2 separate regions of the Homo sapiens genome follow, and region 1 is linked to region 2. A link is a contact called in ENCODE Hi-C or POLR2A ChIA-PET data. All regions are on one chromosome and are shown on one strand. Each heading gives the region's core, a stretch centred on a gene start or an enhancer-like site at or near the end of the contact. The rest is flanking DNA. Distances are from core to core; before and after follow the strand shown. Region 1 has its middle 44 kb from the start of NDFIP1. Region 2 holds the start of DELE1 (DAP3 binding cell death enhancer 1).

Evidence for each region. A loop is a pair of places that touch in the nucleus more often than their neighbours do. ChIA-PET counts read pairs that join two places held with the same protein, here RNA polymerase II (POLR2A).
Region 1: a map of breast epithelium shows a loop between it and region 2 (8-fold over the local background). The contact joins the enhancer-like site here to the promoter of DELE1 in region 2. A Hi-C loop is called at or near these places in 1 of 168 maps with a recorded cell type or tissue (breast epithelium). POLR2A ChIA-PET finds 5 or more read pairs at or near these places in 3 of 52 experiments (H1, HEK293 and T-cell).

The regions. Positions count from the first base shown.
Region 1 is chr5:142,061,614-142,068,145 of GRCh38, forward strand. No RefSeq gene overlaps it. Among named protein-coding and RNA genes, the nearest start is that of NDFIP1, 44 kb to the right of the region's middle. Within about 2 kb of position 2,563, at least 16 of the 41 ENCODE cell types and tissues checked have a DNase peak (open chromatin) inside an H3K27ac peak, as active enhancers do.
Region 2 is chr5:141,919,703-141,926,210 of GRCh38, forward strand. DELE1 (DAP3 binding cell death enhancer 1) reads left to right here and starts at 4,169. Exons shown (of 12, transcript NM_014773.5): 1 at 4,169-4,270; 2 at 4,879-4,993; 3 at 5,708-5,825. The coding sequence starts at 4,240. RefSeq lists an enhancer at 4,050-4,563.

The DNA.
Region 1 (6,532 bases), core at 1,313-3,812, 140 kb after region 2:
CATCCTTAGTCTGAGCCCTGGAAGACTGAGAAATGATTCTGTTGGAGCATAAGTTGGTCTTGTGAGCTATGGGATGTTCCCCATCTGTCACCCCCAGACCTTCAGTAAAACCTGCTGTATACAGTAGCCTGGTGTTGGTGGTGACTTGGGGTCATGCATGAAGTGAGTGGGACTCACTTGAGGTCAACCTCAAAGACTGACCTTAAGAGTCGGGACTGAGGCTGGGTGCAGTGGCTCACACCTGTAATTCCGACACTTTGGGAGGCTATGGTGGGAGGATGGCTTGAGCCCAGGAGTTCAAGACCAGGCTGGACAAGGTGATGTGACCCTGTTTCTACAAAAAAAAAAAAAAAAAAAAAAAAAAAGCCAGGCATGGTGGTGCATGCCTGTAGTCACAGCTACTCCGGAGACTGAGGTGGGAGGATCACTTGAGCCTAGGAGTTCAAGGCTGCAGTGAGCTATGATCCCGCCACTGCACTCCAGTCTGGGCAACAGAGCAAGACTCTATCCCCACAAAAATTTTGTTTTAATTTTTAATTTTAATTTTTTGCATGTTCTCACTTATTTTTGGGATCTAAAAATCAAAACAAACTCATGGACATAGTAGGTAGTAGGGGGAAGGCGGGGGTTGGGTAATGGGTACAAAAATAGAAAGAATGAATAAGACATACTATTTGATAGCACAACAGGGTGACTCTAGTCAATAATATAAATTTTTAAAAATTATATATTTATTTATTTATTTATTTTAAAGAGTTGGGACTGAGCTGGAGCATAGGCCATAAGATTGCCTCTCAGGAGCAGAAGTGAGACTGTGAAAGTAAGAAAGCAGGGGTAGGGCTGGGTGGGATGAGGTGAGGGAGTGAAGGGCACATACCTAGGGGAGTTTCACTTTGCAAGGGTGTTCTAGATGCTGGGATTGTCTGCCTTCTGCAACCACAGAGGGCTAGCCAGAAACCAGGGAGCCTCCTTGTCTGTACTCTGATCCCATCCTTGGGCTTAGTTGATTAGTCCAGGTATGGGAACCTCTGACCTGGGCCATTAAGCCTCTTCCCTTGGTTTCTGTCTCTTAGACTTCAAGAATGCTTGAGGTCAGGCTGTCTCCCATGACTGAGGCAGTGAAAGGTAAAATTCATAGGATCTGTCCACAGCCATGCTTTCTGTCATGTGGGAAAAGCTAGCCGGGCATGGTGGCTCAAGCCTGTAATCTCAGCACTTTGGGAGGCCGAGGTGGGTGGATCACCTGAGGTCAGGAGTTCGAGACCAACTCAGCCAACATGGTGAAACCCTGTCTCTACCAAAAATATAAAAATTAGCCAGGTGTGGCAGCGGGCGCCTATAGTCCCAGCTACTTTGGGAGGCTGAGGCAGGAGAATCGCTTGAACCCGGGAGGTGGAGGTTGCAGTGACCCGAAATCATGCCGTTGCACTCCAGCCTGGGTGACAGAGTAAGACTCTGTGTCAAAAATAGTAATAATAGTAATAAAATTTAAAAATTAAAAGAAAAGAAAAGCTGCTGCAAGGAGAGGAAAGGAAGCTGACGTCTGAGAGGGATGCAGAGAGAAGAGACGATAACTGAGTCTTGGTGACTTTCAGGCCTCAGAGCTCCAGCTGCAGCTCTGCCCAGAGCACCCTTTTCCCTAAGCTGCTGAACTTTGGTCTCTGCCACTTGCATCCAAAGTGCCCAATGGACACCAAGCACCTCCTCCTCACCCCCTTCATCTGGTGAACCCCTCTGGCTGGAAGTGGGGAGCTTGAGTGAGGACAGAAGCAAGTGTCCATCCCAGAATTGGGGTCCCTCATTTCTTTCTCTTCACCGTGCTTAACATGATCCAAAATTACATGTATTTACTTAATTGCTTACGTGTTTACATTGATCACCCCTGCACCCCCCAAAAATGTAAAGTTCCATTTTGTCTTGTTTAACTTGGTATCCCTAGTGCCTGGCACATCATAGGTGCTCATGAGTCATTGAATGAACAAATGAATGTACAAAGAAGATGGCTTGAAATCAGACCACTGAGACCCCCAACGAGGTCACAATTGCAGGAGAAACATCTCAGTGCCAGGCACTGAGCCTGGGATGTTTGAAATTTCTGTGCCCAAGCTGTGTGCCCTTTGGGGCGTGTGTGTATGCTGGGTACAAGGCCAGATACACAATCAATGCTATAGAAACCACAGATAAAGGGCCAGGGAGCTGAGTGTGACAATGGGCTGTTGGGAGAAGTTCCATGCAGATTACAAAGGGTTCAGAAAGGACAGGGGCATTGAAAGGCAGCTGTAATTAGAAAGCATAGGCATTCAAAGCTGCCTGGAGGTCAGAGGGGCTGGGCTGGCAGGCTGGGGAGATCGGGCAGGAAATGGGCACGGAAGCCCTGCAGTTCAGGGCTGACATAATTGGACAGAGAGCGGCAGCCAGTTACCATGGTAACAGCCAATCCGAGTGGCCGCGTATGTGGCAAGGAGTCAAGGTTTCTAAAGAAGGGGCTAAAAATGCTGCCTTTGTTCCCACTTTGAGCGAGTTGCCATCAGATCCCTGTGGGGGTGACGTGGCATGGGGACAGAGCCAACAACTGCTAGCCACCATGGCTGGGAGGGAGCCACGTGAGGACCCAGGGGACTGGCTGGGGCTGGGGAAGCTAAATATGTCATTCCATGGAGCTGGCTGTGCCTCCCAACATAAAGCAGCGGCCAATGGCCTGGGATTCAGAGTCTGAGAGTCCAGGGCTCAGATTGCAGCGTGGCCTCTTAGCAGCTATGTGACCTCAGTTTCCTTACATACAAAATGGGACTACTAACACCTTTTTCGCAGGGCGGTTGTAAGGATGGAGAGAAGTGATGCATGTCACACATTCACTTAGTGAGTGGTAGATGCTGTTGTTGTTATTCTGACAGACAACAACAGCAGCTCCTCCAAAAGGCTCTTAGCTTCTGGGGAGTAAAAGGCAGGTTTTGCTTCTTCAGGAGTTTCTTTAGGGGTACCAAAAAGGCAGTTGATAGAAACTAAAAAACTCCAGGAGGTGACCAGCTAGACTAACCAAGTGGTATTTAAAAAGAAAACATTCTTTAGGCAGGCTTGAGAGCTGTGAGATATCAGAGAATCCTGCTCCTTTGTTCTTTTGTCCAATTTGTGGGCCTGGACAGGACACAAAGACAAGGCCATCCCTCCCCTCTCCTTCCACAGTGCGGAGAGAAAGCAGAGAAGATCCTGACATGAGTGCTTCCTGAGACTTTTTTTTTTAATTTTTTTTTTTTTTTTTTTTTTTGAGACAGAGTCTCTCTCTGTCCCTCAAGCTGGAGTGCAGTGGCGCGATCTTGACTCACTGCAACCTCCACTTCCTGGGTTCAAGCAATTCTCCTGCCTCAGCCTCCCAGGTAGCTGGGATTACAGGTGCAGGCTGCCACGCCCAGCTAATTTTTTGTATTTTTAGTAAAGACGGGGTTTCATTATTTTGGCCAGGCCAGTCTCGAACTCCTGACCTCAGGTGATCCACCTGCCTCGGCCTCCCAAAGTGCCGGGATTACAGGCGTAAGCCACCACGCCCGGCCTTTTTTTTTTTCTTTAACTTTTAAGTTCAAGGGTGCATGTGCTGGTTTGTTGCATAGGTAAACATGTGTCATGGGGGTTTGTTGTTCAGATTATTTCATCACCCAGGTATTAAGCCTAGTACCTGTTAGTTATTTTTCCAGATCCTCTTCTTAAGATTTTCAAGTGAGGAAGTGAAATGAGGGTGGAAAGGCAGAGGAGGGTGCTTTGCTTAGAGACCAGGACAGGTCAGAGACAGGGCATAGGCACAGCTGTGGACTGACCACCCCCTGCCTCCCCAGCCAGAAGTGCCGGGAAATGCAGACATCCCTATTTGGACTCTGGTGCAGTCCTCTGTTGCTATGGCAACTCAGGGGCTCTGTGGTTGGTGGAAGAAGGCAGTGGCTGTGTGGAAATCGGCATTGGAGGCAGCAGCTGTGCCCTTTTGCTCCAGCAGTCTGGGTATTTCTGATGGGGGCAGGGTGGGGATACTCCCTCTGCCATCTCAGGAAGCCACACAGGAGACCCCTGGACTCCACGGCCAATGCCTCTGGCTCAGATCAGCTCCCACCCAGACTCCCTCACAGGGAGGAACCAGGCTTCTGTATGGAGTGGCAATTCCCTTGGCACCCCTACCTTGAGTATCTCCTCAGACCATATATTCCCCTGGGATTTCCTCTTCATTTTCCTCATTGATTCATTCATTCATTTGTTCATTCATTCAGCAAGTATATACCGCACAAAATGCTGGGCCAGAGCAGTGAAAAAGACAGACGAGGCTCCTGCCTTCAGGGAGCCTCCAGTTTAGTTGGGGAGAACACAGCACACAAATAAGTAGAAAGAGAGAGAGACTCAGATGCTAATAAACAGGCGACATGATCCAGAGAAATTAAGGCTGGACTGATTTAGAATGAATGGTCAGGAAAGGTCTTTCTGAAGTTGAGAAGGAGCTACAGGTGTTGGGAGTGGTCCAAGGAAGAGCAAGTGCAAAGGCTCAGAGCGGCGGGCCATGGCATTAGGGGCAGAGAAATGAGGGGGTCAGGGGCAGCAGCAGAAGCCAGGGCTGGAGAAAGGCGGGCTGGGATAAGCAGAGCCTTGTCATGGAGTCTGGTTTTCACTCTGAAGGCAATAGGAAGCACTGGTTGCCTTTAAGCACAAGAGGGGAGTGATCCCACTGATGCTTTTAAATGCTCCCTCTGCTAGCCTAGGGGACAATGGACTTCCTGCAGGAAGGCAAGAGTTGAAGCAGGGGACCCATGAGGAAACCACTGCGCTGGCCCAGGTGAGAGCTGAAGGGCTGCCTGTGCTGGTATGGATGGAGACAGAGGATTTGCAGGTAAGCCCAGCAGGACTTGCTGAGGGACCGAGGGTGGAGGACAAGGAAAAGGGGACTCAAGGATGACTCCCAGAGTCTGATTGAAACTTGGGTGAGTGGAGGTGCCATCTGTGAAGGGAGGGATGATAGCAGAGGCGGGGGAGAAATTGCACTGCATCTCAGCTCTGTTGGCCTGGATGACACATTCAAGTTATCCAAGAGCATCTTTCATTTTCACCATGAAATCCCTGAGAACTGAAGCATTTTATAAGCAACATTTCTAAAGTGTTAAGTCGAAAGGAAGCTTTCTTACAACACACTAACAGGGAAGAAAGTAATTATGTTAAAAGCTAACTGTTGGATGTCCTAGGTTGGTGGCACAACTCACTTAGGGCAATACCTGCTCTTTTGTAAGATAAACACCTTGATGGGTCATTTTCCGGTGTGGAAGGTGAGATCCTCTTGGACATGATGTGAACTAACTTACTACCTGCCAATCTCTGTGTTCACTGTTTTCAATACATTCTAATTTAACCTCTGTTTTTTATATATTATAATAATAATAATTGTTATTATTATTGTTATTACAGGTGTGAGCCACTGCACCCAGCCAAGAGGAAAATGTCTAAATAAATTATAGTATGTCCATACAATAAAATAGTAATGTGATCATTGTAGAGAATGAAATAGATCTATATACTTTAAGTGGGATTATGTCTAAAACAAAATGTTAAATGAAAAAAGCAAGTTGTAGAGTACACAGAATATGGTCTCATGTAGGAAAACAACAAAAATGACCTCTCCATTAAAAAAATAGTCTCAAGGCTGGGAGCGGTGGCTCGTGCCTATAATCCCAGAACTTTGGGAGGCCAACGCAGGCGGATTGCTTGAGCTTAGGAGTTCGAGACTAGCCTGGGTGACATGGGGAAACCCCATCTGTACACTTGATCTTATCCAAAAGGCCAAGAAGCATTGGGAATCCCATCTCTAAAAAATATTAGCTGGGCATGGTAGCATGCACCTGTGATCCCAGGTGCTTGGGAGGCTGTGGCGGGAGGATTGCTTGAGCCTGAAAGGCGAAGGTTGCAGTGAGCCTGCACTCCAGCCTGGGTGACAGAGTGAGACTGCCTCTCAAAAATAAATAAATAAATAAAAATAAAAAATAAAAAAGTCTCAAAACACACAAAATATCAAATGGCTACAGTGCGTACTTTTTTTTTTTTCTTTTTTGAGTCGCCCAGGCTGGAGTGCAGTGGCGCTATCTCTGCTCACTGCAACCTCCGCCACACAGGTTCAAGCAATTCTCCTGCCTCAGTCTCTCAAGTAGCTGGGATTACAGGCATGCGCCACCACTCCTGGTTAATTTTTGTATTTTTAGTAGAGATGGAGTTTCACCATGTTGGCAAGGCTGGTCTTGAACTCCTGACCTCAGGTAATCCGCCCACTTCAACCTCCCAAAGTGCTGGGATTACAGGCGTAGGCCACTGCACCCGGCTTACAGTGAATACTTCTGAATAGAGAGAGTAAACTTGGGTTTGGGAATTCAAATGGGCTTTTACTTTAATTGTATTGTTTGACGTTTTTATCCAGCAGGAATACATTTGTGTGTTTCCTGTGTAATTTAAAAACTCTAAAAATAAATGCATCCCCAAGTGATGTGCAGAAGGCTGGCACTGGTTGACCCCAGACCTG
Region 2 (6,508 bases), core at 2,919-5,418:
TTAGCATCACTGCTTCCAGGAAGTCTTCCTGACTTCCATGCCTAGGTTATGGGCCTTCCCTGGGTGTTCCCATAGCACTCTGTACTTTCTTCACAACAGCACTTGCTTGTCTCCAAAGTCTACTTCCCAGTATTTGTGACCTTATGTTTTCCCCTCCCACACTGATTCTGGGCTGACCCTGTGAGTTGCTTTAACCAACAGAGTGCAGAAGTGATGCTATGCCAGTTCCTGCCAGCTTCCACTTGTGTACTTTTGGAAGCTCTGAGCCACTGTGTAAGAAGTTCAGCGACACAGCTGGAGAGGTCATGTGGCGCAGAGGGGACCTGAGACTACATGGAGAAAGAGGCCCAGCCTTTCCAATGCCCTACTTGAGTCTTCATATGACTGCCATCTGACTACAACCTCATGAGAGACCCCAAGTGAGACCAGCAGAATTGCCCAGCTGAGCCCAGTCAATTTGCAGAACTGTGAGAGATAATGATTGTTTTAAGCCACTCAATTTTGGGGTGTTTGTTATGCTGCAATAAGTAACTAAAACACCACTCTGTATTTTAATTGCTTACTGACTTTGTTTGCACTCCTAGGCTATTTTCTGTGAGGGCAAGGACCACATCCATGTTTTGTTTTGTTTTGTTTTAATTTTTCCTCAAGACAGAGTCTTGCTCTGTCGCCCAGGCTGGAGTGCAATGGTGCGATCTTAGCTTACTGCAACCTCTGCCTCCTGGGTTCAAGTGATTCTTCTGCCTCAGCCTCCCAAATGGCTGGGATTACAGATGCGCACCACCACGCCTAATTTTTTGTATTTTTTTTAGTAGAGATGGGGTTTCACCATGTTGGCCAGGCTGGTCTTGAACTCCTGGCCTCGTGAACCACCCACCTCGGCCTCCCAAAGAGCTGGGATTACAGGCGTGAGGCACTGCGCCCTGCCCACATCCATGTTTTAAAATTGTTATATACTTAGCATATCCTTTAGCACTAAATAAGCTGTCATATATTTGATTAATGCAAATTAAGAATGCCTACAAAAATGAAGGCAACAAGTATCTAGAATACTCACTGTAGTGACAGTACACAAAGTACACAATGGCATGTGTAGTCATCATGAAAGGTGATTAACTGGACAGCAGGCAATAGGTTCCCAGTGTCAGTTTACCTTTGTGGAGGATTGAGTCAACTTGAGGGACTGTGTAGAGGGACTGAGCCACAATCCAAAACCACAGAGTTTGGGGTCTGGCAGTTGAGGCAGCTGCCATTCAACCAACAGCACTCCCGTGAGCTGCACTCAACAGGTGATCTGCTGTGGGCTCCAGCCACCCTCGCCATCTACCCTCACACAAGTGGTCTGATGTTTCTGTTTATGGGGACAAGAGATGCCATAATGCCATTCTATACATGGGGGCAGATGTCCTAGTCTCTCCTTCAAAACTTTTCAACTAGCTTCAAACAGGGAGGGCCCTCAATGAATGTTTGTATCTGCAATGAATACATTTCCACTCAAATCAGTAAATCCCCTGGCTGGGGTCTGGTACCCTTGGCTGTAATAATCATTAGTACAAGATGTTCTGTCAACAGGGATTGTTTGGACATATTCTTTGGGCTGACAATTTATGTCAAGCCCTATGTGGGACACGGAATAGGGAAATGCTATTCCTGTCCTGAAAGGAGAGAACTGGGAAGGCTAGAGTTACACAAATGAGATAAATACCAAGACAGCATATAATTACTGCTAAACTGTGTAGTAAGAAATTAAGTGCTATAGGAATTGGGAAAAGTAGGGAGCAGGGAGGGCTCAAACAGTTGAGGAGTCTACACTGAAGAGCTGGGATTGGGCTGAACCTTGAGAAATGACACAAACTATGGATAGTCTGAAAGGAAGGAGGGTACAAAAGACGCAGGAGGAAGAACACAGCCAAACCAGCATACTTGTTTGTTACTTTATTTTCGGGACAGCAACACAAGGAATGTGAAAGGTTGCCGTCCCAAATCCCGAAGCAAGGCTATTTCTGAATAGTTGTCCAACATTCAAACTTCTGGGCCTTTATTTATTGTTTCCTCCGCTTGCAATGCCTTTCTTCCTTCTCCACCTGGCAAGCTCTTATTCACATTTAAAGGCCCCGCTCAAATGCAACTACTTTTCTGAAGCCTTCCAAGGGATCCCACAATCCATTGTTCATGCTTCTATGGGAACCTAACCTATTACACTTGCCTGCTTACCTCCCCTACTAATATAATTAATAGCAACTTACACTTACTGGGCTTTTACTATGTGCCAGGAACTATGCTAAACATTTTTATTTATTTATTTTTTATTTTTTGAAGGGTATTCCCAAAACACCAAGTTAAACATTTTTAACATATTATTTTATTTAAACCTCACAACAATTGCATGAGGTATTTTCCCTATTTTACGGATGAAGCTCTTGAGACTTAGTGTGGTTAAGGAACCTGCACAAGATAACATACCTACGAAGTAAGCAAGCTGTGATTCCAACCCAGATTTGTGGGACTCCAAAGCCCACTACTAATCCACTGGACCGTGTTCCTGGAGGCCACAAATGCTCTTTCCTCAGCTGTCTTCTCAGATCCTAGAACGGGCTGATATATGGCTCAAAAGTTCTTTAACGGCCAGGCACGGTGGCTCAAGCCTGTAATCCCAGCACTTTGGAAGGCCAAGGCAGGAGGATCACCTGAGGTCCAGGAGTTCGAGACCAACCTGGCCAACATGGTGAAACCCTGTCTCTACTAAAAATACAAAAATTAGCAGGATGTGGTAGCAGGCGCCTGTAATCTCAGCTACTTGGGAGGCTGAGGCAAGAGAATCGCTTGAACCTGGGAGGCAGAGGTTGCAGTGAGCCGAGATCACACCATTGCACTCCAGCCTGGGCGACAGAGAATCCGTCTCAAAAGAAAAAAAAAAGTTGTCTAACATATTAATACAACTTTCAAGCCACATGCCTCGGTCTAAAAGTAGGTGCCCCCAGTACACTTTTACCCCAGGTAGCAACTTCCACTCACCTTAAAGTCACATACCTGGAGGAAGGGGATAGGGAGGAAATCTAAACATCTTATACTTGAATGTAAGCTCCGTTATTTCACGGATTCAAATGTGGTGAAAGGAACTATTTTTTTTTCCTTTTTTTTTTGAGATGGAGTCTCACTCTGTCGCCCAGGCGCGATCTCGGCTCACTGCAACCTCCCGTCTCCCGTGTTCAAGCAATTCTCCTGCCTCAGCCTCCAGAGTAGCTAGGATTACAGGCGCCCACCACCACGCGCAACTGATTTTTGTATTTTTAGTAGAGACAGGGTTTCACCATGTTGGCCAGGCTGGTCTCAAACTCCTGACCTCAGGTGATCCGCCCGCCTCGGCCTCCCAGAGTGCTGGGATTACAGGCGTGAGCCACCGGGACCAGACGGAACTATTCTTTTCCACAAAAGAACAAACACATACATAACTTTTGCCACGTCTGAAGACGAGGGTTCTAATAGGGCGCGGGTGGTGTCTCAGGTATTTTGAAAGGAGCTACCCAAGAATCTCAGCTTGTCAGGCCAGTCATTCCATTTGACCCTATCTGGCGCGTATTGGGGCCCCGACAAGGTAAGGGGTTGGCATGAAGCTGCACAGTGAGATAAAGCTGGACCGGAGCTAGAACCCAGAATCAAAGCCTTGCCCTGTGCGGTTTCTCATCGCCTACGCAGTCGGGCCCTGGCCTGGCATCTCCAGGCAGGTGGCCTTGGACGGAAGCCCGGCCTACTGGCTTCATTTGTGGGACCCCGGGGGTCCTCTCCTCCGCCCATGGAGCCTGGTTACTCCCACTTCCTCAAGCCTAGGGCCTGGAGAAGCCTTTCCTGGTTCGCGGCCTCACGGTCTGCAAGGTCCTCTTACTTCCCTGAAGCCGCTCCAGCCCCACTTCCCGAAGGTCCCGCTTCCGGGTGGCTCGCTTCGCCACCTGCGGTCCCCTGCCTCGGCTTGGGAACGCCAAGGACATCCCCCACGGAAGCCTGGGCCCACATCCCCATGCCCTTGCCGCACGTCACCGCCCCGCTGGCCCCGAATACGCCTCCGCCCTGCACTTCCTCTCTGCAGCGCCGTCTTTCCGGCCGGGCTCCCTTCTAATTGGCCAGCTCAGAGCTTCCTCGGGTACTCGGCCACTCGGGGCATCGCGGCGGCCTTTCTAGCCGCTGTCCCAAGGGTTGGTCTCGCGCTTTCGGCTGCGAGCTCTCTGTGGTGCTGGCAGCGACATGTGGCGCCTCCCGGGACTCCTGGGCCGAGGTAAGGGACGTCCAAGCAACCAGCGTCACTCTGGGCCGCAAAGACCGAACTGGAGTGGGGGCGGGCCCGAGGAAACAGCCGAAGCGATCGTGGGCCGGGTTAGAGCCAAGGAAGGCGGGGCTTGAAAGAGGGCGGGGAAGTCAGGGGCTGCTGGAATTTGAGATGTGGATGGGCCTAGCTAGAAGAGGGTGGAGTCCAAGAAGTTGGTAGGACTGTTGGGAGGGGGAGGAGTCCAATGGCAGGAGATGGTGGACTGAATGAATGAAAGAGGATTAGGGGCCAATGGAGTAGGCATAGCCAGTGAAGAGAGGAGAGGTTTAGAGTCAAAGAGCCCCAAACATTAGTGAGAGTATATGTATGAACGTTTGGTCATCTTAGAACAGTGGTTGGCATCCACAGGAGACCAGCAGAATCACATGGGCGCTTTTAAAAAACGTGGATGCTCTACCCTGAGAAATCTTAGTTTATTGGTTCTGGGGTACTACCCTAGAATCTGTAGTAGATAAAAGATTCCCATGTGTATCCATGTTTAAGAACCTCTGCTGAGGCAGATGACAGTGATTCCTGGGTTCTTGTTGAGGTGCCTGAGTTTTGGTTGTTCTGTACAGCTCTTCCCCGTACACTGGGACCTAGCCTCTGGAGGGTGACTCCTAAGTCCACCAGCCCAGATGGGCCTCAGACTACCTCCTCCACTTTGCTGGTTCCTGTGCCTAACCTCGACAGGTAAGATACTGCCATTTTACCACTCATTTCCTCCCCTAGTCACCCTTTTTTTTTATTTTTTTTTTTTTGTTGTTTTTTGAGATGGAGTCTCATTCTGTCGCCCAGGCTGGAGTGCAGTGGGGCAATCTCAGCTCACTGCAACCTCCGCCTCCCAGGTTCAAGCAGTTCTCTGCCTCAGCCTCCCGAGTAGCTGGGATTACAGGCACCCGTCACCACACCCTGCTAATTTTTATTTTATTTTATTTTTTTTGAGACAGAGTCTCGCTCTGTCGCCCAGGCTGGAGTGCAGTGGCGCGATCTTGGCTCACTGAAACCTCCGCCTCCTGGGTTCAAGCGATTCTGCTGCCTCAGCCTCCCAAGTAGCTGGGATTTCAGGCATGCACCATCACGCCTGGCTAATTTTTTTTGTATTTTTAGTAGAGACGGGGTTTCACCATGTTAGCCAGGATGGTCTTGATCTCCTGATCTCATGATCTGCCCGCCTCAGCCTCCCAAAGTGCTGGGATTACAGTGTGAGCCACTGTACCCAGCCAATTTTTATATTTTTAGTAGAGATGGGGTTTCACCATCTTGACCAGGCTGGTCTTGAACTCCTGACCTCGTGATCCACCCACCTCAGCCTCCCAAATTGTTGGGATTACAGGTGTGAGCCACCGCACCCAGTCCCTGGTCTCCCTTTGCCCCTACTTGATAGCCTCTTATTTCATCATCTAGGTCAGGTCCCCATGGCCCAGGCACGAGCGGGGGTCCAAGGTCCCATGGATGGAAGGATGCCTTCCAATGGATGTCTTCCCGTGTCTCCCCGAACACCCTATGGGATGCCATATCTTGGGTAAGGCTTCCCCAGCCTGGTCCTTGACCTTCAGTGTAGATGAGAATGATCCTTCATGGGTATACAGCCGAACCTGGAACAAGGGCTAGGGAATCACTGTGTCCATTTAACAAGTAACCCATGGTATTGGAGCATATTCAAGGAGATATTGCCACTTTCCACACCCCCGCCATGTATGTTTTCCTCATTTAATTCAGTAAACATTTATGTAACACCTTGTCTGGGCCAGGCATTTTTGCTAGTCACTACGGACATAGCAGAGAACAAGATAGATACATTCTTGCCTTCATGGATCTTACAATAAATAATAATACATTGCATCTTTTTTTTATTATTCATTTTTTTTATTTTTAAATTATTATTTTTTTCTGAGACAGAGTCTTTCTCTGTCGCCCAGGCTGAAGTGCAGCGGCATGATCTTGGCTCACTGCAACCTCCGTCTCCCGGGTTCAAGCAATTCTCCTGCTTCAGCCTCCCAAGTAGCTGGGATTACAGGCACGTGCCACCACGCCTGGATAATTTTTGTGTTTTTAGTAGAGACGGGGTTTCACCATTTTGGCCAGGATGGTCTCGAACTCCTGATCTCGTGACCCACCCACCGCGGCCTCCCAAAGTGCTGGGATTACAGCTGTGAGCCACCGCGCCCGGCCTTATAGCATTATTTATTAATGTAAAGTATTATA